Linked DNA regions of Homo sapiens: region 1 is linked to region 2. The links are chromatin loops, found by intact Hi-C in ENCODE. Cell type or tissue: mammary epithelial cell. All regions are shown on one strand. Each heading gives the region's core, and the rest is flanking DNA. Links, peaks and the distances in the headings are about the cores only. Region 1 overlaps RFC1 (replication factor C subunit 1). Region 2 overlaps KLB (klotho beta).

The links. Peaks named below come from ENCODE experiments on the same cell type or tissue, not always from the same donor. Only the 100,000 strongest peaks of a DNase experiment are listed, where the experiment ranks them.
Region 1: it touches region 2 in a loop (4-fold over the local background); 5 of 110 quality-filtered maps call a loop at or near these places.

The regions. Positions count from the first base shown.
Region 1 is chr4:39,314,274-39,326,263 of GRCh38, reverse strand. RFC1 (replication factor C subunit 1) reads left to right here. Exons shown (of 25, transcript NM_002913.5): 7 at 2,847-2,924; 8 at 4,890-4,977; 9 at 5,595-5,881; 10 at 9,242-9,349. Among named protein-coding and RNA genes, the nearest start is that of RFC1, 46 kb to the left of the region's middle. In mammary epithelial cell, for the core only: no CTCF peak of the experiment used is centred there; DNase peaks (open chromatin) are centred at 5,323 and 6,393; H3K27ac peaks cover 2,302 bases.
Region 2 is chr4:39,442,789-39,454,778 of GRCh38, reverse strand. It overlaps KLB (klotho beta), which reads right to left. Exons shown (of 5, transcript NM_175737.4): 4 at 7,304-8,447; 5 at 3,246-6,478. The coding sequence ends at 6,093. RPL9 (ribosomal protein L9) reads left to right here. Exons shown (of 8, transcript NM_000661.5): 7 at 130-246; 8 at 554-655. The coding sequence ends at 236. Among named protein-coding and RNA genes, the nearest start is that of RPL9, 10 kb to the left of the region's middle. RefSeq lists an enhancer at 7,461-7,650. In mammary epithelial cell, for the core only: a CTCF peak has its summit at 7,640; no DNase peak of the experiment used is centred there; H3K4me3 peaks cover 628 bases.

The sequences.
Region 1 (11,990 bases), core at 2,331-10,330, 130 kb after region 2:
AAGGACTTTGGAATTTAGTTTCTTCCAAATGGGAAACCATTGGAGTTTTTATTTTTTATTTTTTGAGACAGAGTCTCGCTTTGTTGCCCAGGCTGGAGTGCAGTGGCATAATCTGGCTAATTGCAACCTCCACCTCCTGGGAATCAAGTGATTCTCCTGCCTCACCTGCCCCAGTAACTGAGACTACAGGCGCCCACCACTACGCCTGGCTAATTTATGTATTTTTAGTAGAGACGGAGTTTCACCATGTTGGCCAGGCTGGTCTTGACCTTGGCCTCCCAAATTGTTGGGATTACAGGTGTGAGCCACCACACCCAGCCCCATTGGAGTTTTGAATAGAAAAGTGACATGACTTGGTGGATCTTAAAAGAAAATTACTTTGGCTTCGATGATGTTAATAGTTCATGGTGGGGGCAAGATCAAAAGCAGATCAGTTTGCAGACTGAATGGTAGGTGAGAGATGTCAGCTTGTAATAGGAAAAGGCAGTGAGAAGTGGGCATAATCTGAATGTGCCTTGAAACATGCAAGTTCTTTTTGACAGATTGGATGTAAGGTGTGAGGGAAGAAGATTCACAGATGAGGCTGGGTGTGGTGGCTCATGCCTGTAATCCCAGCACTTTGGGAGGCCGAGGTGAGAGGATCACTTGTGCCTGGGAGTTTGAGACCAGTCTGGGTAACATAGGGAAATCCCATCTCTACCAAAAATACAAAAATCAACTGGGCATGGTGGTGCACACCTGTGGTCCCAGATACTTGGGAGGCAGAGGTGGGAGGATTGCTTGAGCCTGGGAGGTTCAGGCTGCAATGAGCTGTGATTGTGCCACTGCACTCCAGCCTGGGTGACAGAGCAATACCTTGTCTCTCGGAAAATAATATTCAGTTATGGCCTTAACAACTGGGTGAATGGTGATACGATTTACTAAGGCTGGAACACAGGAAGCAGAACAGGTTTGGTACAGAGAGATCTTTTGGACAAGTTAAGTTTGAGATGTCTAATAGACTTCCAAATGGAAAGGCAGAGTAGGTGGTTGGGTAGAAGAGTCAGGAACTCAGGGGAGAAGTCTAAACTGAAGATGGACATTTGGAAATCATTACCAGTTGAGTAATATTTAAACCTGTGTAACTGGATGAGATCATGGGGAGATAATGCAAATAGAAAAGAAAGAAAGGTCTCAGGATTGAGCCCTGGGCCACTGTTAGAGGTCAGGAAAAGGAGGATGATCCAGCAAAGGAGAGGAGAGAGTGGCTAGTGAAGTAGGAACATCAGGAGAGGTTGATATCTTACAGAAGCCAAAGAAAGTATTTCAGGGAGGAGCGCTCATCTCTGTCAGAGGTTCCAGGCTTAGCTGCCGGCTGTTAGAACTCCCTTCCTCTTGCTTAGCTTAAGTGTCACTTTCCCAGACTACCTCAACTATATTAGAAACCCCTCCGATATACTCTGTCACACTCTGTCATAGCTACTATTATCATTTATTATACTTGCTATTTAATTAGAATGGCAAGTATAGGCTCTAAGGTCCCCTCACCAGGACTCTCACTCAACCATTTGTCTCAACCATTTATGTCTCACTCAACCATTGTTACATCAGTGCTTATCTTAGTGTCTGGCATACAATGGGCTCTTGATAAGTATTATTGTGAGAGAACAATATTGTGATTGTTCACATTTTATTACTTTGGCAGTTTAGTTTGTGTTTTCAAAATGTTTTTCTATCTTATTTGATCACACTGAATTACATAAACTACAAGCGAGTATCCACATGACTCAAGGTAGCACAAGTAGCCTAGGTCAAACTAGGAAGTAATTTTTAGGAACCTGACTTCTCCTGATCCAAATACTAGAGGGTTACCTAATCCTTTCCAAACCAGGTGTGGTACTTTGTATCACAATCCTCTATTTTTCCATTTTTATCACATTCTTTCAGAATCTTGTTTGGGTAATTTATTAATCTGATTAAGGACTTCTAGGTGTCAGTAACTGAAGATGTCTTTACTAATTATCCCTGTAAGAGTTTTTCCTCCCTTTTTTTTCACTTCACTTTTAAAAGATTGAGTGGATTTTGAAGTCCTTTTCTTTGTTTGAATAATGTAGGGTGTTTTTTATTGAATATCACGTAAGGCCATTTTACCAGGGAGCATACAGCCATTTGGTTTATAATGAGAAAGATACTCCACTGCTATATATTCTCTTTTGGAAGAGCTCCATTTTGCTGAATGTGAAAGTATTTTGAAATAACTGAGATAACTAGAATGTCTCTGTGTTACATTAGCATGTTAGTAGAACTCCTGACATGATGACTTAAATTTTCAAAAGTGAGAACAGATGCATTTGAATTAGTAATTGAAAATAGGAGTTTGATAGTAAAAGTGATTTTACATTTGTATATAGCTTACTATATGTGCCAAAAAAATACTGTATAATTTTTTTAAATTCTTAGATTCACTATTTTTGTACTCCCCAGATGATTGTGTTTTCCTATTAGGTTGAGATTCCTTTCAGAGGTCTTTTTAGATAATAAATAGAAATAAGAAAGCTGTGTTGCATAAGAACCATTAAGAGAAAAGTACAGACCTCATGTTTTATAAGTAAGAAATATGACTTTAAAAATATGCTCACTTTATCTGTCATCCCTGCAAAACCAGAACTGTATGTTCCAAAATCTGATTCAGCTTAGTGAAACAAACCTGTGATACTTCACTATTAATGTTGAGTGGGAAAATGTCATAATTATTTTCTGGAAAATGTTTTTCTAGTTTCTTCTAAATATATGAATCAGACATTTAAAAATTCTATTTACGAAAAGAAAAAGAGCAACTCAACTCACTTTGCTGACACATTTTACAGCTGGAGAGGCAGTTGCATGAAGATGAAGAGTTTGCCAGAACATTAGCCATGTTGGATGAAGAACCCAAGACCAAAAAGGTGGCATAATGTTGGGCTATTTGCGTTCTGAATATACAGTACAGATCAGTGTTCATACTTGCGTGTTCTAGGCTCTAGCCAAAACATGAATAACTTTTCCAGAAAGAAATTAAATTATTTTATAAAAATGTTTTTGGGGAAGCTCATTGAGAAACTTATTCTTCTTAAAAGAAGGGTGACGGCATCAAAACAAACCAGAACCTTTTATCACAAAACAAAGAATTATATCTTTTCCTTATTCTTTTTATATTTTATTTTATTTGTTTTAGAGACAGGGTCTCTCATGAAGTGCAGTGGCCTGATCTGGGCTCAGTGCAACCTTTGCCTCCTGAGCTCAAGTGATCCTCCTGCCTCAGCCTCCCGAGTAGCTGAGACTACAGGTGTGTGCCACCACACCCATCTAATTTTTGTATATTTTTGTAGAGAGGGGGTTTTGTTATGTTGGCCAGGCTGGTCTTGAACTCCAGAGTTCAAGTGATTCTCCTGCCTCAGCCTCTCAAAGTGCTAGGATTATAGATGTGAGCTACCATGCCTGGCCTTTTAGTTCTTTTTTTTTTTTTTGAGACAAGGTCTCACTCTGTTGCCCAGGCTGGATTACACTGGCACGTTCATAGCACACTGAAGCCTCGAACTCATGGGCTCAAGCTATCCTCCCACCTCAGCCTCCCAAAGTGTTGGGATTAGAAGCATGAGCTTCTGTGCCCAGTTTACCTTTTCCTTACTCCTTTATCATAGGAGTTCTTATGTACTTGTTCAGAAAATAATGCTCATAAAAATTCTTTTGGAACACAAGTTTAATAACTTCAGTATTAATCACTGTCTTTTCAGGAAGCACAGTTTTGTCAGTTCTAATTAGTTAACTCTAAGATCTATATTATGACAGTCTCATATAATAATGAGTATATTTTGAGGAATCTTTTTCTTTCTTTTTTTTTGCGAGGTCTCACTTTGTCACCCACGCTGGAGTGCAGTGGTGCTATCTCAGCTCACTGCAACCTTGACTTCTTGGGCTTGATTGATCCCCTCACCGCAGCCCCCCAAGTAGCTGGGACTACAGGCATGTGTTACCACACCCAGCTAATAATTTTGTGTTTTTTGTAGAGATGGGGTTTTGCCATGTTGCCCAAGCTGGTTTTGAACTCCTGAGCTCAAGTGATCTGCCTGCCTCAGCCTTATTTTGGGGAATCTTTAAAACATCAAGACTTTAATTTTTTTAATTTTTTTATTTTTATTTTTTATTTATCTCCAGGAGATTAGCTTTATTTCTGATGAATCACATTCTGTTAATATAATTGTCAATGTCAATATGTGATTACTTCAAAAGATTTTACTTCTTTAAAGCAGAGAGTTGTAAACCTAGATACATCAGGAGCTAAGACTAAACAGGCAGGTATTAAGACAGTAGGGAGTGGTAGAGACTTTGCCATTTGAAAAGTCTTATTTCATCTAAAGACACTCAAATTATAATTACTTTAAAAGACTGTATCACACACCTCAATTTGTGAACTTTTTATAAAATGGAGTTTTGAAGGAGCAGTGGAAAGAATGGATATATTTTTTTCCCCTTTGAGAAAGTGCTCTCATTTTCTTTCGAGCTTTTGTTTATTTTTATTTTAGTCTTTTAAATTTAGATTTTAGTTTTTAACTACTTAATACTAACAATTTGAGAGTTGAGATGAAGGAGAAATAAGGCTTCTACTTCCAGATTTACAGGTTGGGATGAAGAGAGATAATTTTTATAGATGTATTTTTATACCCTTTCATCTGTTTCCTCATTTGTAACATGAAGTAATAAAATATGCCTCATTTGCCTTGGAAATTTTGTGGATGAATGAATGACAGTTTATTGTAGTGTCCTGCTAGTTGAAAGGTGACCCTTAAAATTTTGATGGATTTTAACAACAGATTTTATGGTAATAGTTTTTCTATTATTTGTCACATTTGACACTTTTAAAATTTGTTTAGGCTCGAAAGGACACAGAAGCGGGAGAAACGTTTTCATCTGTCCAAGCCAATTTAAGTAAAGCAGAAAAACATAAATATCCTCATAAAGGTAATACTAGCAGAAAAAAGTAAGATGGAGCACTTGTCTTCATGGAAGTAAATTCATGATAATCTTGTTTAAGTATCCTATTCAGTAATTATGTATTGTTAGGTAGACATTATTTCACAGGACTATTAGAGCATATTGAACTTAGAAACTTTGAAAGCTCTTTGGATGCTAGCTGGTACAGAATGCCCATCTGCTCTATGATTACTGTGAGAATTGTGTTAAAACTCCTGGCTTCTTGTTAATTTCCAAGTATAGTGCAATATGTGGATTTCAATATATAAAGATGAAGAACCTAGATGTTTTGAGCTTTTCATGTCAGAGGTAGTCTCAGAGTTGACTCATAGTTGGCCAGGTCATCTTCAGCTCTCTTGCTTATTGCCTGTAGGTTTTATTCTTCAGTGGTTCTGATAGCAAATCATCTGCTAGTCTAGATGATCTTAGTCCTATAAGTAAATGTATTTATAGATTTACTATAAACAGATGGTCTTGACACTTTAGGACTTTGGGCCTTCAGGGTATATTCTGTGCTAAGATTACTCAGTTGAAAAATGAAAGAAAAGTTGATATAGATTATCATTTTCCAAAAACAACAACCATAATCTTTTCTTTCTTCCTAGTAAAAACAGCACAAGTTTCAGATGAAAGAAAGAGCTACAGTCCTAGGAAGCAAAGTAAATATGAAAGTTCAAAAGAATCTCAGCAACATTCCAAGTCATCAGCTGACAAAATAGGAGAAGTCTCTTCTCCCAAGGCCAGTTCTAAGCTGGCAATTATGAAAAGAAAAGAAGAGAGCTCTTATAAAGAAATAGAGCCTGTGGCCTCAAAAAGAAAAGAAAATGCCATTAAATTGAAAGGAGAGACAAAAACTCCTAAGAAAACCAAAAGTTCTCCAGCTAAAAAAGAGGTAAGAACTTTGTTTTTTTTTTTTTTTTTTTTTGAGATGGAGTTTTGCTCTTGTTGCTGAGGTTGGAGTGCAGTGGCACAATCTCGGCTCACTGCAACCTCTGCCTCCCAGGTTCAAGCAACTCACCTGCCTCAGCCTCCCAAGTAGCTGGGATTACAGGCATGTGCCACCATGCCTGGCTAATTTTGTATTTTTAGTAGAGACGGGGTTTCTCCATGTTGGTCAGGCTGGTCTTGAACTCCCGACCTCAGGTGATCTGCCCACCTTGGCCTCCCAAAGTGCTGGGATTACAGGTGTGAGCCACCGCGCCCGGCCTTGGTAGGAACTTTCTAGGGAGTACAGTATTCCCCCTTATCCATGGTTTTGCCTTCTGAAGTTTCAGTTACTTGTGGTTAATCATGTTCTGAAAGTATTAAATGGAAAATTCCAGGAATGAACAATTAATAAGGTTTAAATTGGGTACTCTTCTGAGTAACATGATGAAATCTCTCTGGCCAACCTGCTTTATCTCACCCAGGATGTGAATCATCTCTTTGTCCAGCATAACCATGCTGGATACACTACCCACCCGTTAGTCACTTGGTAGCCGGCTTGGTTATTAGATAGAAAAAACAGTACATGTAAGTATATATATAGTTTGGTACTGTCTGTGGTTTCAGGCACCTACTGGGGTGGTCTTGGAACATACCCTCCTCGGATAAAGGGGGACTGCTGTATATATTTTGGTGCTATGTGTTAGTCTGGGTTTGTTTTCAAGTTTTATTTCTAACGATCATAAGTCATTATAATATTTTTAAGATATCTTATTTAGAAGCTGTTGTAGGATATGGAGTATTAATATAGCTAAGTAAGCCCATATTTATTGTTATTGTGTGTCAGATACTGTGCGAATACTTTACATGTGGTAGCTCATATAATTTTCACAACAACCCTGTGAGATATTTATTTTTATTATTCAACTTTTAAAGACGAGGAAACAGGCTGAAAGAGTTTAACTATTCTAAGATCATCCACCTGGTAAGTGGCAGGGCCAGCCTTGAACTCAGGTCCTCTGAAGCAGTATAACATAGTGGCTCCACACACAGGCTCTGGAGCCAGTTTCAGGCTCTGGGACTCTGAGCAGGTTTGGTCACTTCCCCTGTCTGTGCTTTGGTGCTGTTTGTAAAATAGGAATAATAATAATAGTACCTAATGACTTCATATGTAAAAGCACTTAGAGCAGTGCCTGGGACCTAATAAGTGCCATCTTAACTATTATTATTAAAATGATTGTTATTTGGCTTAGTCCTAAATTTACTCTTTTTTATTCTTGTACAACAGTGTTGCGATACTGAAATTATTTTTAAAGGAAAAAATGATGAGATAATGAATATCTTTGAAAAATTTTGCTAGGAAATATATTTGAGAAGCGAACGGTCTCTGAATCTCCAATTTGGAACTACTTTAGATTCATAATGAGAAACCACTATTCATTCATGCCTCTTAGGCACTTAGGATTAAAAGCAGAATATCACCTATTTTAACTGGTCATCACCATTATATTTTAGTGCAGAACAGTGAAATGGTGATGATTTCAGAATGCTTTTGTTTGTGGACAATGCTTATAAATACGCTTAAAGGAGCAATTAACTTTTTGATCTCAGATTTTTTCTGCACTAAATGCTTATCTGGTAAATGAATGGTTTTCTTCAGGCACACTAAAACATGTTCCATTTACAGAGGCAGTCTGTTTTTATGAAGAAAGAGGAAATCTTTAAATGATACTCTTCACTGTACTTTTTAAAGTTAGAATAGAAATAACTCAAAACTTTTACTTAAGCAGTTTTGGTTGGAAACGTCAAATAAAGTCTATTTAATACATTTAGTTGGTCTTGGTCAAATAATTCTGACTTCATAAAGTGGGTGTCCTTCAAAGTTATTGTATACGCTGTTTACCATTCAGAATTCTTTTCATAGAATGAGTGTCGTAAATTAATCGTTTTTCCATGTTGGTATGCACTGGACTCTCTTGTGAAACTTGTTAAAAAAATGGAGTTTCCCAGGGAATGTGGTGTGGGCAGCTGTATTTTAATAAGCTCCTCATATGATATGAACACACACCAACATTTGAGAACCATTGTTAGAAAGTAGGGTTAGATTCTAGGACCAGCCTGTTAATGGCTTATCGACCTCTTAGCCAAACCAGCTGAACTATTTTATTGGTTAAGCCATTCCTTTTTTTTTTTTGAGACGGAGTCTCGCTCTGTCACCCAGGCTGGAGTGCAGTGGCGCGATCTCAGCTCACTGCAAGCTCCGCCTCCTGGGTTCACGCCATTCTCCTGCCTCAGCCTCCCGAGCAGCTGGGACTGCAGGCGCCCGCCACCAAGCCTGGCTAGTTTTTGTATTTTTTTAGTAGAGACGGCGTTTCACTGTGTTAGCCAGGATGGTCTCGATCTCCTGACCTCGTGATCCACCCACCTCGGCCTCCCAAAGTGCTGGGACCACAGGCGTGAGCTACTGCAGCCGGCCGCCATTTCTTTGTATAGAAGTTACTATTTTGTCTACTCTCAAAAGGATTTGGGATTGCTTACAAGTTAAAAATAATGTTAAAATAGGAAGTGGAAAAATAACAAACACCTGATAGTGGTTCTTAAATGAGAGCTATCTAAGATATTTTTCCCCCACATAAACACATTCTAGCCATACCCCATATCTCCGAAAGAGAAACTTGGAGGTGGATCTAGGGATGCATAGTTTGAAAAGTTTCCCCAGGATTTTCTGAGATATACCTATGGTAAATTCCCCGAGAGAAGTAGAATGGGAGGAGATGAAATAGCATAGAGAACGTGTCTTCTCTTTGGAGTAAAGCTTGTACCTTCTTTGAGCTGACTGTTTAGATTCTCCTACTGGAATGCTTATGTCCTTAGGGATGCAGGCTGGTGCTTTAGGGGCATGGAAGGTCATAGGATTAACACAGAATATCTTCTCGGGCGATCAGGTTTACTTGGGGAAAAAATGTATTTTCCCGTTAAACATGGATATATGGATATATCATGAAATATAATTTAAAATTCAGGTGAATTCCTAAAGTAAAACACTTTTTGCATTTCTTTGCTTGGAGCTGGCAACTTGGCTTATTCCCATAATCTGCCCTGAGGTGTGTGGCTTTAGAGAGTGGAAAGTTTTGAGAAGCGCTGATGCAGGGATGTTCGTAAGTCAGTTGTCTGTAAGTTAGGAAGTACTTGTGTAGCTAAAACTGTTAATTTCACAGCCAGACACAGAAGTGACACAATAAAAATAATGTTTATTTCTAGATATGTATTTTAAATTTTGCATGAATTCTGTATGACTTTGTTCATTTTCCTTTCCCTGTTCCCAAAGTCTGTAAGTCCTGAAGATTCTGAAAAGAAACGCACTAATTATCAAGCTTATCGAAGCTACTTAAATCGAGAAGGTCCCAAGGCTCTGGGCTCCAAAGAAATACCAAAGGTAAGAGTACTGAGAGGGCATGCCATTCTGTGAGGGCCTCTGCCGTATGGGTCCATGTATGTATTCACGATGATTATAGCAGCAGAGGATTAATAATTAAAAATGAGCAACAGAAAAGCTTCAGTTACTGTCTTCAAGAATTAGGGATGTTTATTCATGTTATGAATCACTGCTTGATACTTAGAAAAATTTCCCTTTAAATAACAAGTAGCCCTAGAAAGGCTGAGCTTTGAGACTATACCAGTGACAAAACTAATGTTTTTGCTTGCATGGCACTTATAGCCTAAAGAAAGAGACATTAAATAAATAATTTAATTATAATTGGGATATGTGCTATGAGGGAAAAATCTAAGATGCCCTTAGGTAGTATAACAGAGGAACCTGGTCCTTGGTGGGGCATGTAGAATGTGACATTTAAATGGAGACTTGAAGAATGAAAGGGATTCAACAGGTGTGAAGGGGTTGTGATGGCGTGGTGGTCTGGGCAGAGGGGCCAGAATGTATGATGTTCCTGCAGGGGGAAGGTTCTTGCATGGTATGTTTGAGGAACTGAAAGAAAAATTATGGTTGGAGCATAGTGACCAAGGGATGAGAATGGCCAAAGAGGTTAATAGGATCACATCTTGCAGGGCCTAATGTTTAAGACTTTTGTCTAAGAGAAGGAATTTTTATTTTGTGTTTTTGAAATGGAGTTTTCGCTCCTGTTGCCCAGGCTGGAGTGCAGTGGCGCAATCTCAGCTCACGGCAACCTCCACCTCTTGGGTTCAAGCGATTCTCCTGCCTCAGCCTCTGGAGTTGCTGGGATTACAGGCGTGCGCCACCATGCCTGGCTAATTTTGTATTTTTAGTAGAGATGGGGTTTCTCCATGTTGGTCAGGCTGGCCTCGAACTCTCGACCTCAGGTGATCTGCCTGCCTTGGCCTTCCAAAGTGCTGGGATTACAGGCGTGAGCCACTGGGCCCGGCCGAGAAGGAATTTTAAAGTGGAGGGATAACATGACCAGATTTGAATTTCTGAAAGATCGCTCTGGCTGCTGATGTACCAAGTGCTGTGGATGGGGCAGAAATAGCTACACAGAGATCATCAGGAGAGATGGTGAGAAGTGATAGGGACTGGTCTGGGGGAGCAGTGAAAATGTCGAAAAGTGGAGAGGTTTCACTAGAAGAGGCAAAATCTATGGGACTTGGTGATAATTGAAGTGGAAAGTGAGAAGAAAGAGTATTGGGGATGATCTTGTTATTGGCATGAGCAGCTTGGTGGATCATGCGATTGGTGGCAGGGCTAGTTTGGGGAGATGATAATGAGTTCGTTGTTGGCCACACTGTGCTTTAGGGTTATGTGAGATGTCCACATGGAGATGCTGAGTAGACAAGCAGATATGTGGGACTGGAGCTTAGAACAGAAGTCAGAACTAGATGGACAAACTTGGGCATTCTTGGCATGAAGGGATTAATAGCATCTGGTAAACTAGTACAGAACAAGAAGAGAAGAGGGCCTTGGCCCCTGCTTCTTTGTGAAGTAGAAGAGGGTGGAAACCAAAAGGAAACTGAGAAGTAGCAGCTACAAATATGGGAGAGAAGTTTGATAAGCGTGGGATCACAGAAGCAAAGGGAAGAGAGAGTATTTCAAAAATGATTGAGTAGTTAAGTCTGTCATGCTGTTAAGATTCCAGGTAAGGGAAGACCGGAAATTGTTCCATTTAGTAACATGAATTAATGATCCTTAGTGGCCTTAGCAAGAGCTAAGGACAGTGGAGGCAGAGCCTGATGGAAGCGGGTGGAAGAGTGAGTGTGAGGAGACAAAATGGAGACAGCAAAAGTAGATATTTTTGATAAGTTTGGCTGTGAAGGAGAAAGAAGTGGGAGGACTTCTAGCTAGAAGGACTAGAAGGGGAAGTGACTTCTAGCTAGAATGGAAAGTGGAATTTAGGGGGAGATTTAAGTATTTTTATGGTAGGAGATATTTAAAGCATGCGTTTTGCTAATGGGATAGATCCTACCAGAAAGGGAGAGATGGAAGTTATACCAGCAGGAGAAGGAGAATCAATTGTAGCATGAGATTTCTAAGAAGGCAGGAGGGGAGGGGATAAGTATACAATATATGTATAAATTTAATTTTCAGTTTGCTTGGTATATATAAGTACATATAGAGATTAATAGCTCCCCTAATAAAGAGAGGGAGAGATGGTGTAGCTGGGACCGGAGTGGGGAGCGAGAAGGTCGGCCTTAAGGGGCTTATGGGTTTTATGGGAGCCTGCAGGAAGATGCCAGTCTTGCCTCCTGTACATGGGTATGAGAGACCAAACAAGTTCTGCTTGAGAGGACTTCAGTCAAAGTGGTGCCCTGAGGGGACAGACAGGTTTCAGTGAAGGCAAGGCTATGGAGGGAATGTTGGAGAAGAGGTTGAGGATACTAGGGGTGGCTGGCTGCTCCTGGAGTAAGAGCTTAGCCAAATTCTAGAATAGAAGAGTTTGATAGGGAGGCTAGAAGTGCTAAGATTGGATAAGTAAAAAGATAATCAGAGCCATAGTGGGTGATAATTTGGGAGATAATAGATGTTTGGGATATGGGATATAGGGGCTTGCATGTGCAATTTTTCCAGGGTTGTTTTGAGTTTGTTCAGAAGTAGTTAAGTTCCTGTA
Region 2 (11,990 bases), core at 2,789-10,788:
GATTAGCTTTTTAAATTGTGAAAATAAAAAGGTCACATTCTGAAATTTTAAGTACAGCACATAATGAAATACTTTCTTTTTAAGATGGGTTAGGCTGATGTATTAATTGCTTTATCTTCACTCCTATAGCGGCTTTGATTCAGCAAGCCACAACAGTTAAAAACAAGGATATCAGGAAATTTTTGGATGGTATCTATGTCTCTGAAAAAGGAACTGTTCAGCAGGCTGATGAATAAGATCTAAGAGGTAAGTTCTTACAGTGTCTTAAGTTTTATTACTGCTCTAGTTGAATGAAGCTCTTAATTTACTAAAAGACTTAAACTGAATTTGTAGTAATAGAAAATGGAGAGTTAAGCATTCTGGAACACAGTAAATTTGACAGAATAAAAGATGGAATTGGCATGCATTTTACTACGTATAGTTTACTATGAATCAGTAAGTCATAGTCTTGAGGTATGTTTTAGATTATTTAGAATAGTACAGAAAAAAGATTAGTACTTTCCTGGGCAAGTGTATTGATGGGGATTTACAGATTTTTTTTCTTTTTTTACAGTTACCTGGCTACAGAAAGAAGATGCCAGATGACACTTAAGACCTACTTGTGATATTTAAATGATGCAATAAAAGACCTATTGATTTGGACCTTCTTCTTAAACCGGTTATCCTTTTTAGCTAGTTTTTTTCCCTCGTGGAACAAGGAGCTTTAATCTGGTTCTTGAAGGAATAGCAAGGATATATTTTAGGCAAGAGGAATATTGTACCAGTGACAGGCAAACATGAGGCCATTCATCATTGCATATAGAACTTTAGGAATACCCTGAAAGTGTCTAAATTTGCTGAGGCATGAATTTGAATATTTGGTAAGGCAAATGTTGTCTTAGTCACTGGTGGAGAAACAGCTGAGGAGTAGAACAGAGTGATACAGCATCAGTTAGAATTAGAAGGTGTAGTTGGTTTGGTTCATGGTCTCAATAATCTTGTCCTTTACCTCAGCCATTTACTTCCATACCCTAGAACTTGTTTTTAAAAATTGATAACCCTTCCATAATCTCTTAATTCCATGTGTTATACTTTAAATATGGTACAAGGCCACCATAACTAGACTTAGGTCAACATGGTGACCCCCAAACCTTTGTGAATTCTACATCTCATTTGATGGAAACTGCAATTTCTAAGGCAAAATTTAACATTCATCCTTGATCAAATGCGTCAGGAAAACGTACTAAGTACCTTCATTGTAAGGTATGGTCAGGTACTTTATCAGAAAAAGTAAATATAAGGACAGAGGTCACGATCAGTTGGCATATATGTTATCTTGGATCTTACAATGTCTTACTCAGTTGCCCAGGCTGGAATACAGTGCCATAGTCATAGCTCTGTAACTTCAACCTACTGGACTCAAGCAATAATCCTACCTGCTTCAGCCTCCTTAGTAGCAAGGACTACAGGCAGGCACCGTCACATCTTTTTTTTTTTTTTTTTAAAGTATGGATGGGGTCTCATGTTTCCCAGGCTGGTCTTGAACTCCTGGCCTTAAGTGTTCCTCTTTGGCCTCCCAGAGGGCTGGAACTACAGGCATGGGTCACCATGCCCTATACGTCTTAGATCTGGATTCAAGTACACTAATTGAACATACATTAAGGAGTCTTGTTGTTTGATGACTATTTGGTTAGGTTTTTAAGAAATTTGGAGGAAATCATAAATCTCGGATTTGCTCAGAAATAACGGATGGGGTTGTAGGCGATGAATGGGATCAACGTGAAGTAAGATCACATCCTCGAAAGGTTGGGAAATATGGGTCCATTAGATACAAATTTTTTACAATGTAGAAAATGAAACAAAGACCTGCGAAGTTCACCTGGATTATTGTGACAGTCAACTGGTCATCTTCCTCTCCTGTCTATTTTCAGCATCAGCCAGGGTACTGATTTTGAAATGGATTATAGCACTGTTTCAAATCCTGCAACAGGTTTTTTTTCCCTTTTTTCTTTTTAAAATAGCCTCCCCATTGTACCTGCAGCCGTTTTTAACTCAATTTTTCTGACTTCTGCGCTATAGCTGAATTGACCTGGCTAATCCTCTATACCAAGCACTCTGTCATTAAGCATTTAAGTTGTCGTTTTCCCTTTGGAATGCTCTCAGCTGAGCTGTGTGGCTAATTTCACTTACCTTCAGGTCTATTCAGTGAATCCTGCCTTGACCACCGTATTAAAAATAGTAGACCGGCTCCTTAAGCTTGTCCTACTGTCTCGTTACCCTTCTCCACTTGTTTTTGTCAATAGCATTTGTAATTTTAATATTTACAATTGGTTGTGTATTGATGATGTGTTTTTTTCTGCTAGGATGTAACCTTCACAAGGAGGTAATTTTGTACTCTGGTGTATTCCAGCTACCAGAACAATGGCATGTAGCTGTTTCCTGGATTGCCAAGGAACTCAGTAATAGCAGTGGGACTGGAAGAGAGAGATTTTGGGAAGGTATTGACAGGATTTCAAAACAGTATGAGGCTTGTGGGAGAAATTTCCAAGTGGCAATATTCTAGTGGGGTGGAGATGCTCATGAGAGGATCAGCTTATGGGGAGTAGCTGCTGTGGGAGTAAATGAGATTTCTTTGAGCATGAAATGGACTGGCATGCTGGGTCTGACCTTCATAAGGTAACTTAAGAGACTGTAGCTAAACAGTGATTTTTTTTTTTTAATAACTTGGGTATAACAAATGAGCCTAGTTCTCCAGGGAAAACTTAATTATTGTCTTCTGTGTCTACTATGGATAAGCACTTGTGCACTATTTTTGCAATTTTTAGATGTAGGTGTCCACATATTTTTGAGACGGGGTCTCTGTCACCCAGGTTGGAGTGCAGTGGCGTGATCTTGGTTCACTGCAACCTCTGTCTCCCAGGCTCAAGCAGTCCTCCCACCTCAGCCTTCTGTGTAGCTGGGACCACAAATACGTGCCACCATGCCTGGCTAGTTTTTTGTAGAGAGGGTTTTGCCACGTTGCCCAAGCTGGTCTCAAACTCCTGGAATCAAGCAATCCGCCCACCTTGGCCTCCCGAAGTGCTGGGGTTACAGGTGTGAGCCACCACACCTGAGCCACATTTTTTGAGAAAATATACCCAGAAGTAACATACCAAGTTGGTGCACAACTAGGCAGAAAGGGATTCAGGGGAGGCAGTCTTGGGGCAGAGCCCATTTACAATGCCAAACCCATTCACATTCAACAGTTCTTAAAATTGACCAGGTTGTTAGTTGAATACAAGTGGTCAGCATGAACCAGTTTATTTGGAATAAATTACATTGAAAATTAAACATGTAGTCACACTGTACTGGCCTCATTTTCCAGAGGCTCTTTAAATATAGTTGTGATTCTCCAGGTTGTTACATTGAATATACGATAAACACGTTAGATTTTTCACAACACATCTCAGAAAAGCTTAAACTCCAAAGATCTTACCTGTTTGCTCCTTTCAAGAGTTATCAGTTTCTGGTTGACCTTTGATGGTTTTTAAGGAGTTTATGATAAACCTGAATATTTAGTATGATAGAGCATGAGCCAGATTAAATGCTTAACCTAATTTGCTGTACATATTTGCCAGTGGTTAAAAAATTTAAGGGTTTTTGGATTCTTGTGCGATGATGGCTTAAAAACTAGTAAAATAATGCCCAAGTGGCAGAGAAGGAGGACTCTCAGTACTGGGTTAGGAATTTTATTACTTAGGGGAGTTTATGGTAAACCAGCAAGTTAGAAAAGGGGGGCATGCTTTAAGCATAAGCTCTTAATGTGAAAGAGACAGTGAAGGTTAATTTGTGAACTGTGAGTACGAGATACTTTAAACAAAGTGAGAAAGAGAAAGCAAAACCTGAAAGATAAATTCCAGGTTTTTGTTATTCCTGTGGCTAACCTTTTTTTTTTTTTTCCCAAGCCCTTGATGTTAAAGAGAGGTTAATGAGTTGCCCAGTTGACATTAAAGAATTTTCCCTGGAGTTCTTGGGTCAGGGTGAATCAATGTGGCACAAAGGGGAAAAAACCCAGCCAAGTGATTGTTTTAAGTGACTTACTGTTTCTACATAGTTAGAGTAATAAAAACAGAATTGACTAGTTGTATGCGTGACCTTAGGTACATAGTTCTCAGAGGGAGATGTTAATACTAAAAAAATTCCTTGAAAATCATACCTCAAAACTGCCAACTTTGGGGTAGTGGGTGCAGCTGGGGCAAGGAGACTAGAGAAGAGTAAAGCAGAATTTTACTGTTCCCATTTGCCAGGCCAAATAGCAAATTGATTTCTCATCATATTTGCATTTACTCAAATTGACTAATTGTATTTTTACAGTATTTTGGAAACTTGTTCATTAGCAGTTAGATACTGAATTTAGCTTCAGACATAGGTGGACCTAGAATATAATCAAAACTGCCTTAATTTACTAAGGCTTTGTAACAGAAGAACGTCTCTTGTGACTGTTAAGGTCTAAATTGCTGGAGTGAGCAGACAAGGACAAATTAATGTATGCAGTGGGTGTTAAATGTTGACCTAAAGAAAGAATAGGTATAAATAGGTGCATATTTAAGTTTTCTTCCTCAGATGTTTAAAATACACTGAACAAGTCTCAAGAACAGAGTTCATTTCCCAAAGTGTCAAATTATCCAAGTCAGATCTAGTAATTAACCCTAGCCCAAAAGGGTGCTATATAAAACAATTTAAACTCATTCAGTATTCTGAATTGTTGCTTTACTTACAGTATAGCAACTTCTATTCACAGAGTTGAGTCTAGCTTTCCTTCATCCTGTGATCTTTCCATGAGATGAGGTTTTGGAAATTACTTTTATTTTTATTTTTATTATTTTTTTTTATTTTGAGAGACAGTCTTGCCCTGTCCCCCAGGCTGGAGTGCAATGGCACGATCTTGGCTCATTGCAACCTCTGCCTCTCGGGTTCAAGCGATTCTCCTGCCTCGGCCTCCTGAGTAGCTGGGATTACAGGTGCCCACCACCATGCCCGGCTAACTTTTGTATTTTTAGTAGAGATGGGGTTTTGCCATGTTGGCCAGGCTAGTCTCGAACTCCTAACCTCAGGTGATCCACCTGCCTTGGCCTCCCAAAGTGCTGGGATTACAGGCGGTGCCACCGTGCCTGGCCGGAAATTACATTATTTTAAAAAATCAGATCTAGTAAAAGATCACAAATTAGATATTCTATAGGTGATTTTTTGTTGTTAGAAAAATGAAGGGCTTGATCCTCTTTAAGAGTCTGTGTTGTAACTGGCTTAGACAAGCACTACTTACCCTATTGTGTTTTCTTTCCATTTTAGAACCACCCTGACCTAAAGGAGAAGGCACCTTATTAGAAGTGACAGAATATATATTATCTATCACTGACTACCCAGTTTAAAGAAGGGTGTTAAATCTCTGCTGTAGAGTCTAACAAAACAAAGTTTTGCTTTTGCTTTTTTTTTTTTTTTTGGACACAGTCTTGCTGTTGTCGCCTAGGCTGGAGTGCAGTGGCGCAATTTTGGCCTACTGTAACCTGTTTCCTGGGTTCAAACTTCTGCCTCAGCCTCCCAAGTAGCTGGGATTACAGGTGCCACTGTCACCACGCCTGGCTAATTTTTTGTATTTTTAGTAGAGACATGGTTTCACCATGTTGGCCAGGCTGGTCTCGAACTCCTCACCTCAGGTGATCTCCCCGCCTCGGCCTCCCAAAGTGCTGAGATTACAGGTGTGAGCCACAGCGTCCAGCCCCAGAGTTTTACTTCTTAAAAATAATTTATTGTACCACAAGTAGCTATTGGTAGAGATGAAAGCTAAAGCAGAATGATGGAATACAGTTGATGAAACTTTAAGAAGCAATGTAGCATGTAATCCTCATAGCTTACTGTCAGGATGAAGCCTTTATGTTTACATCCAAGAACTGAGTTCACTGATGTCAACACCTAAGGGAATGTTCTTTGAACCACACAGCAGAGACAATTGTCATCACCTTGGTTACAGCTGTATCTCAGATTGTCTTTCTATAATACAGGTATATCTCCTGTAAGTTACCAGCATATGGAACTGGGATGAATTTTTAAACTGTCTATCATGCAGACAGATCAGTTTAGCTAACAACTCTCTTGCCTTTCTTTAATGGTATGTGTTGTAAGTTTTTTGCTTTCCAAAACTTTCTTCTCTTCTGCCTTTGAAAAATGGCAATTGATAAGAGTAGAACCAGGGTGGAGAAGAAGCAACAACCCAGGAATATCAGTGGTTTCTTCTGCACAAGGAATAAGCAGACAGTGCACTCTGTATTTTCTTGGGTCTGACTGCATCTAGAACTACTGTTCTCAAAAGGGAAGCCCCTGCTGCTGATCACTTTGTTGTAAAATTGTATTGAGGATTTAGCTTTAAAATCAGATGTGAAGAATCCAAATCTGGGTTTAGATTTCTCTTCAGCCAGTTTGAATGCATAATAGCCTTTGATTCTGACTTTATCAATCAGGTATGCTGAAAAAGATAAGAAATTAACATTAATCACAAATGGACTATGAAGTATCTTTGAGGAAGAATTTAGTTTTCATTGAAACAAGCTAAAATTATGCCCATAATAAAGGTAGTGATTTTTATTAGAGGGTTTTTTTTGACATTTATTCTTTTATGATCTATGTAAAGGAGAAGGTGAAAATATGTATAATTTAAGTCTGAAAAATTTGTAGTGAAACTTGATCCATAAATAATCCAAAAACTCTTGGAGGAAAAAGCAAATTTAAGGAGCAGAGCAATGAAGGTTGTCACTTTTGTTTAAAGGGTCACAAGCAGAAAAACGTTGCCTATTTGGCCTGATTGTGAACCTCAGATGTGCTCTTGGTGCAGCCCAGGAATCACAGTTGGTTTTACCCACTCACTCACTGTCGCTCGCTTAAGCTACCATGATGTGGTTATTTCACATTGCATGCTTGTATCGAAACATTTCATGCATCCCATAAATTTATACACCTGTTTACCCACAACCATTTTTTTAAAGCCTAGCAAGCATGGTGAAAATAAGTAACCCAAAATAGTGACTGTTTATCCTGGGGAGTGAGATTTCAGGTGATTTTTTAAAAACTTCTCCACGTGCCCAGTTTTCTATAATTGGTGTGTGTTACTTTTATGATTTTAAAATTTTTTCAAAAATCCCATAGGCCAGTTTTCAGGACAAAATTCAATTGACAGGACTTGGGTGCCACAAATTGGATGCTGTCAGGCACCAGCCTGCTGCTCCCATTCTTTGTTCTTGTCAGGTAACAGGAATCTCGCTCTGCCCTGTGTCTGAAGGGGCCCCGCCCTTACCTTTCAGCACCTCCTGAAGGTACTTCCCTAGGTAGTACTTCCGGAGCCGGTCATCCTCCAGAGCCTGGTCGTCGATGCCACTGGCGGTGATGTAAATGTCCATGTCGCCGTAGTTCCTCCGGACCCACCGCAGCAGCTTGCGCACCCCCCAGGGAATCACAGCCAGGCGCGTGGGGGAGCTCAGGCGGGTGATGTCCTGCAGAAACTGGATGTCCCTGTCCGAGTCGTAGCGGCTGCCGGCCAGCTGCTCGTGCATCACGAACCTAGTGGTGAAGTGGTTGAGCGCGCAGAAGTCGACCGTGCCCTTGAGCAGCCTCCTTTCGGCCTCGGTGAGGCGCGGCAGGGCCGAGCTGGAAAGCCCCCGTCGGTGCTTGGAGGCAATGTATTCCCTCATGGCCGCGGGGTAGTCCCCGGTCTTGAAGAGCGGCTCGGCGAACCAGGCGATCTCGAACTGCAGGAAGCGCTCGGCCGCCCTCCAGTGCGAGTCAGCATAGGGGTTGGCGGGTTCCGCCCAGTCCGCGTGCAGCGACAGCGACACGGCCCCGCGCTGTGAGGGCCTGAACTGCCGGTCGTAGAGGCGCCAGGCCAGGGCGTGGGCCACCAGCAGGTTGTGCGCCGCCCCGTAGGTGTCGTTGCCAGAGCGGTTGTAGATGTCACTTAGCCGGTTAGGCTCGTTGATGGTGATCCAGAGCTTCACCAGGTCCCCCAGCTCCTGGAAGCACAGCCCAGCGTAGGCCTGGAAGGCCTCGGCCGTCGATGGGTTCAGCCACCCGTCGGCATGCAACAGAGGCTCGGGGAGGCCTAGGTGGGCGTGGGTCGGATAATACAGGGTGACCATCGCGGAGATGCCAAGCTTCAGCCCCTCACTGACCACGCACCTGTAGTACCTCAGGGCCTGTCGGTTCACCGCGGACAGGTTGCCAGTGGGAAGGACCGAGGCCCAATCCAGAGCAAACCGGTAGTGGGTGACTTTCATTCTTGCCAACATCTCAAGTTGTTTTTTGATGTTTACAAAATCTGTGCATTGAGCGGGTCGTGTTTTCAGCCTCACCCCTTCCACTCGGTGCAACAGTCTGTTGCCAGTGGCGTTCCACACGTACAGATGAGGATCGCTGAACTGTGGGGACGAAGCCACAGACTCGGGCTGTGAAAAACAAGCTCATTTAGGTCAAGCATGCGCTGGCAGATGGAGGCTCAAGTGATCTGCCTACCTCTGCCTCCCAAAGTGCTGGGATTACAGGCCACCACGCCAGGCCTATTCCAGCCCTTGAAATCTCCCAAGGAGACCAGAAAACAGAGAAGGAGCCACACCCAGGTCCTGGCTTGGAAAACAAGTTGTTTGAGAAAACATTGGGAAGCCATTTTCCAGTTCATTTAACTTTAAACCCTAGGTTATATATGGTGGGGTTTGAAGTGATTCTGTTCAAATGCATCAGGAAATTGGCTTGGTACACTCAATTAAAAGCAATTACAAAAGAGATTCTAAACCCTGCCATAAATTGAAGACAAAGTTGAAATTCCTGTTGTAGAGATTTCACTGAGAAGAGGAGGTTGACCCCAGGCACAATTCCTTAAAAAGGCTGGTGCGGTGGGGTAGGCAATGACCCCTTGCTTTTGCTGAATGCAAATTTCTAACTTGTATTTAAAAAATCCAGGCCGGGCGCGGTGGCTCATGCCTGTAATCCTAGCACTTTGGGAGGCTGAGGCGGGCAGATCACCTGAAGTTGGGAGTTTGAGACTAGCCTGACCAACATGGAGAAACACCGTCTCTACTAAAAAAAAAAAAAAAAACAAAAAAACAAGATTAGCCAGGCGTGGAGGCGCATGCTTGTAATCCCAGCTACTCTGGAGGCTGAGGCAGGAGAATCGCTTGAACGCAGGAGGCGAAGGTTGCAGTGAGCCGAGATCATGCCATTGCACTCCAGCCTCGGCAACAAGAGCAAAAACTCCATCTCAAAAAAAAAAAAAAAAGAAAAGAAAAGTTCAAGTGATAACACATTTGCATCCATCATGTCTCCCCGACCCATGTGCCTGTGAGAACATAGCATTTATTCATCCAACAGATGAATAAATGGGTTATGGGTGGAAAGGACAGTAGACTATCCCTAGAAACTCCCAAGGTTGACACTTGGATCTGACAGAGTCTCATTCTGTGTCTCTCCACGAAGGAGAGAGCCCTGGACTCCTGTTCTAGTTCTGCCCCTTTGAAACTCAGGCTTGGCAACTATATAGTGACGGAGTAATCGCACCCACCTCACAGGTGTGCTGTGAGGACTCAGTGACTCTGGGAAGGTGCTCTGGGAACTCTAAAGCGCTATACAAACACAATGTAGTCATGACTTGGGTTTCATTTTCCCTAGTGGCAATAATTGCCTGCTAGGCCCTTGAGTCCAAACTAAAACAAAGCCCTTAAGAAAAACATTCCCAAATTCAAGATTAATAAGGGAAAGTAAAAGTTAAGTACTTGTTTTAAAGTACTTCTTTTTCCCCTCATGACAGAATTTAAATACACCAGGAAAAAACTATAATTAACCTTTGGTAAATATCTTCCCTCTAATTGTTTTTTCGTGTGTCATCTTTCATAGTTTAATTACAAAACCATATCACTGCCCGTTTGCCATCTGCCAACCAGTTATCTAGAACATTAAACTAAGAGAACATTGATCATGTGAGCATGAAGTTAAATCCGTATATAATTCATTATTTGAGTAAAATCCTCCTAGCCTAGATGGCCAGTTTTAATGTTTTGAAAACTCAGAACATCATGGTATTGAAAGGATGTTTATAAAAGGCAGTCTTGCTATGGGGCAAGGCAAGATCAAATAAAAATGTCTTACGTTAAAAACCTTCAGAAAGCATTAATCTCAGCAAGTGTGTATGATTAGTCTGCTAAGAGGTTAATTTTCTAGTTAAAGATGATGCATCCCAATCCCAACCCCAGCTCCCAGAGCTTGTTTCTAAAATCCTATTCCCCACCAAAAGGACCTTGTACTCCTTGGAGAAATGGCTTTTTCCAGGAGAAGAATGAGATGAAGGTGGGCATCTTGTGCCAGAAAATAAGGAAGTGCTTAAAAACTGAAAGGGAAATGTGGAAAAGACAGAAACAGCTTGAGGGGGTCCCATTGACTAAATTTGAAACAACTTGAGCATCAAAAGGAACAATATCATAGTGACAATAATGAATTATAAAACATCATCCAGCTAATAAATGTGGAGGGAATAATCCGATTAGAAATTTACCATTTTGCAATTTACAAAGTAATGATTAAGGCAAGGTTCATGAAAGAATGTTTTGTTTGTTTGTTTGTTTGTTTATTTGAGACGGAGTTTTGTTCTTGTCGCCCAGGCTGGAGTGCAATGGCGCGATCTTGGCTCACTGAAACCTCCGCCCCCCGGGTTCAAGCGATTCTCCTGCCTCAGCCTCCTGAGTAGCTGGGATTACAGATGCCAGCCACCATGCCTGGCTAGTTTTTGTATTTTTATTAGAGACGGGGCTTCACCATGTTGGCCAGGCTGGTCTTGAACTCCTGACCTCAAGTGATCCACCCACCTCGGCCTCCCAAAGTGCTGGGATTACAGGTGAGCCACTGTGCCCGGCCCGGTTCATGAAAGAATGTTAAAACCATGGAGTGAAATGTTGTTGAGGAATAGGATATTCATAGAGTCCCAAGTATCAACATCAGATTTCTTCTTTTTTCTTTTTTTTTTTTTTTTTTTGACAAAGTCTCACTGTGTTGCCCAGGCTGGAATGCAATGGTGCGATCTTGGCTCACTGCAACCTCCGTCTCTGAGGTTCAAGTGATTCTTCTGCCTCCGCCTCCCAAGTAGCTGGGATTACAAGCCCATGCCACCCTGCCTGGCTAATTTTTTTTTTTTTTTTTTTGTAGAGACAGGATTTTGCCACGTTGGCCAGGCTGGTCCTGACAGGCCAGACAGGTCCTGACCTCAAGTGATACGCCCGCCTCGGCCTCCCAAAGTGCTAGGATTACAGGTGTGAGCCATCGAGCCTGGCCAGCATCAGATTACTTCTTAATTAAAAATGGAAAAGTTACCATATGGCACATATCACCTTTTTTTTTCTTTTTTCTTTTTTTTGGGGGGAGTAGGGAGGAGGGACAGGGTCTTGCCCTGTCGCCCACACTAGACTGCATCCTCGACCACCTGGGCTCAAGTGATCTACCCACATCGGCCTCTCAAAGTGCTGGGATTACAGGAGTGAACAAGTGTGCCTAGCCACAAATGCCACCTTAACCAAGAAATCTGGTAATACTACTTCAACCACAGTAATATCTTCAGTAATGAAACAAATTGACATCATTTACCTCCTGATATGATACAAAGGCACATCATCTATGTAGTATTATTTCCAGAAATGGTTAACTGAGTCATTAGACTCAGAAGAACAACCAGAGAAATCTACAAGCAGTTGGCCTGGACTCTTCAAACACGTCAATGCCATGAGGTGATTGTCCTGAATTAAAGGAAGCTAACAATACATGACAACCAACGTTTGATCTTTGCTTGCATTCTTAATCAAAGATTTTTTTAATCTATAAAGGACATTTTTGGAACATTAAAAAAATTGAATATGGATTGTATTTTAGATAGCGTTGAATCAGTGTTAAATTTCCTGGGAATCATAATAAGAATGTCCTGTTCTTAGGAGATACATGCTGAGATATTTTGG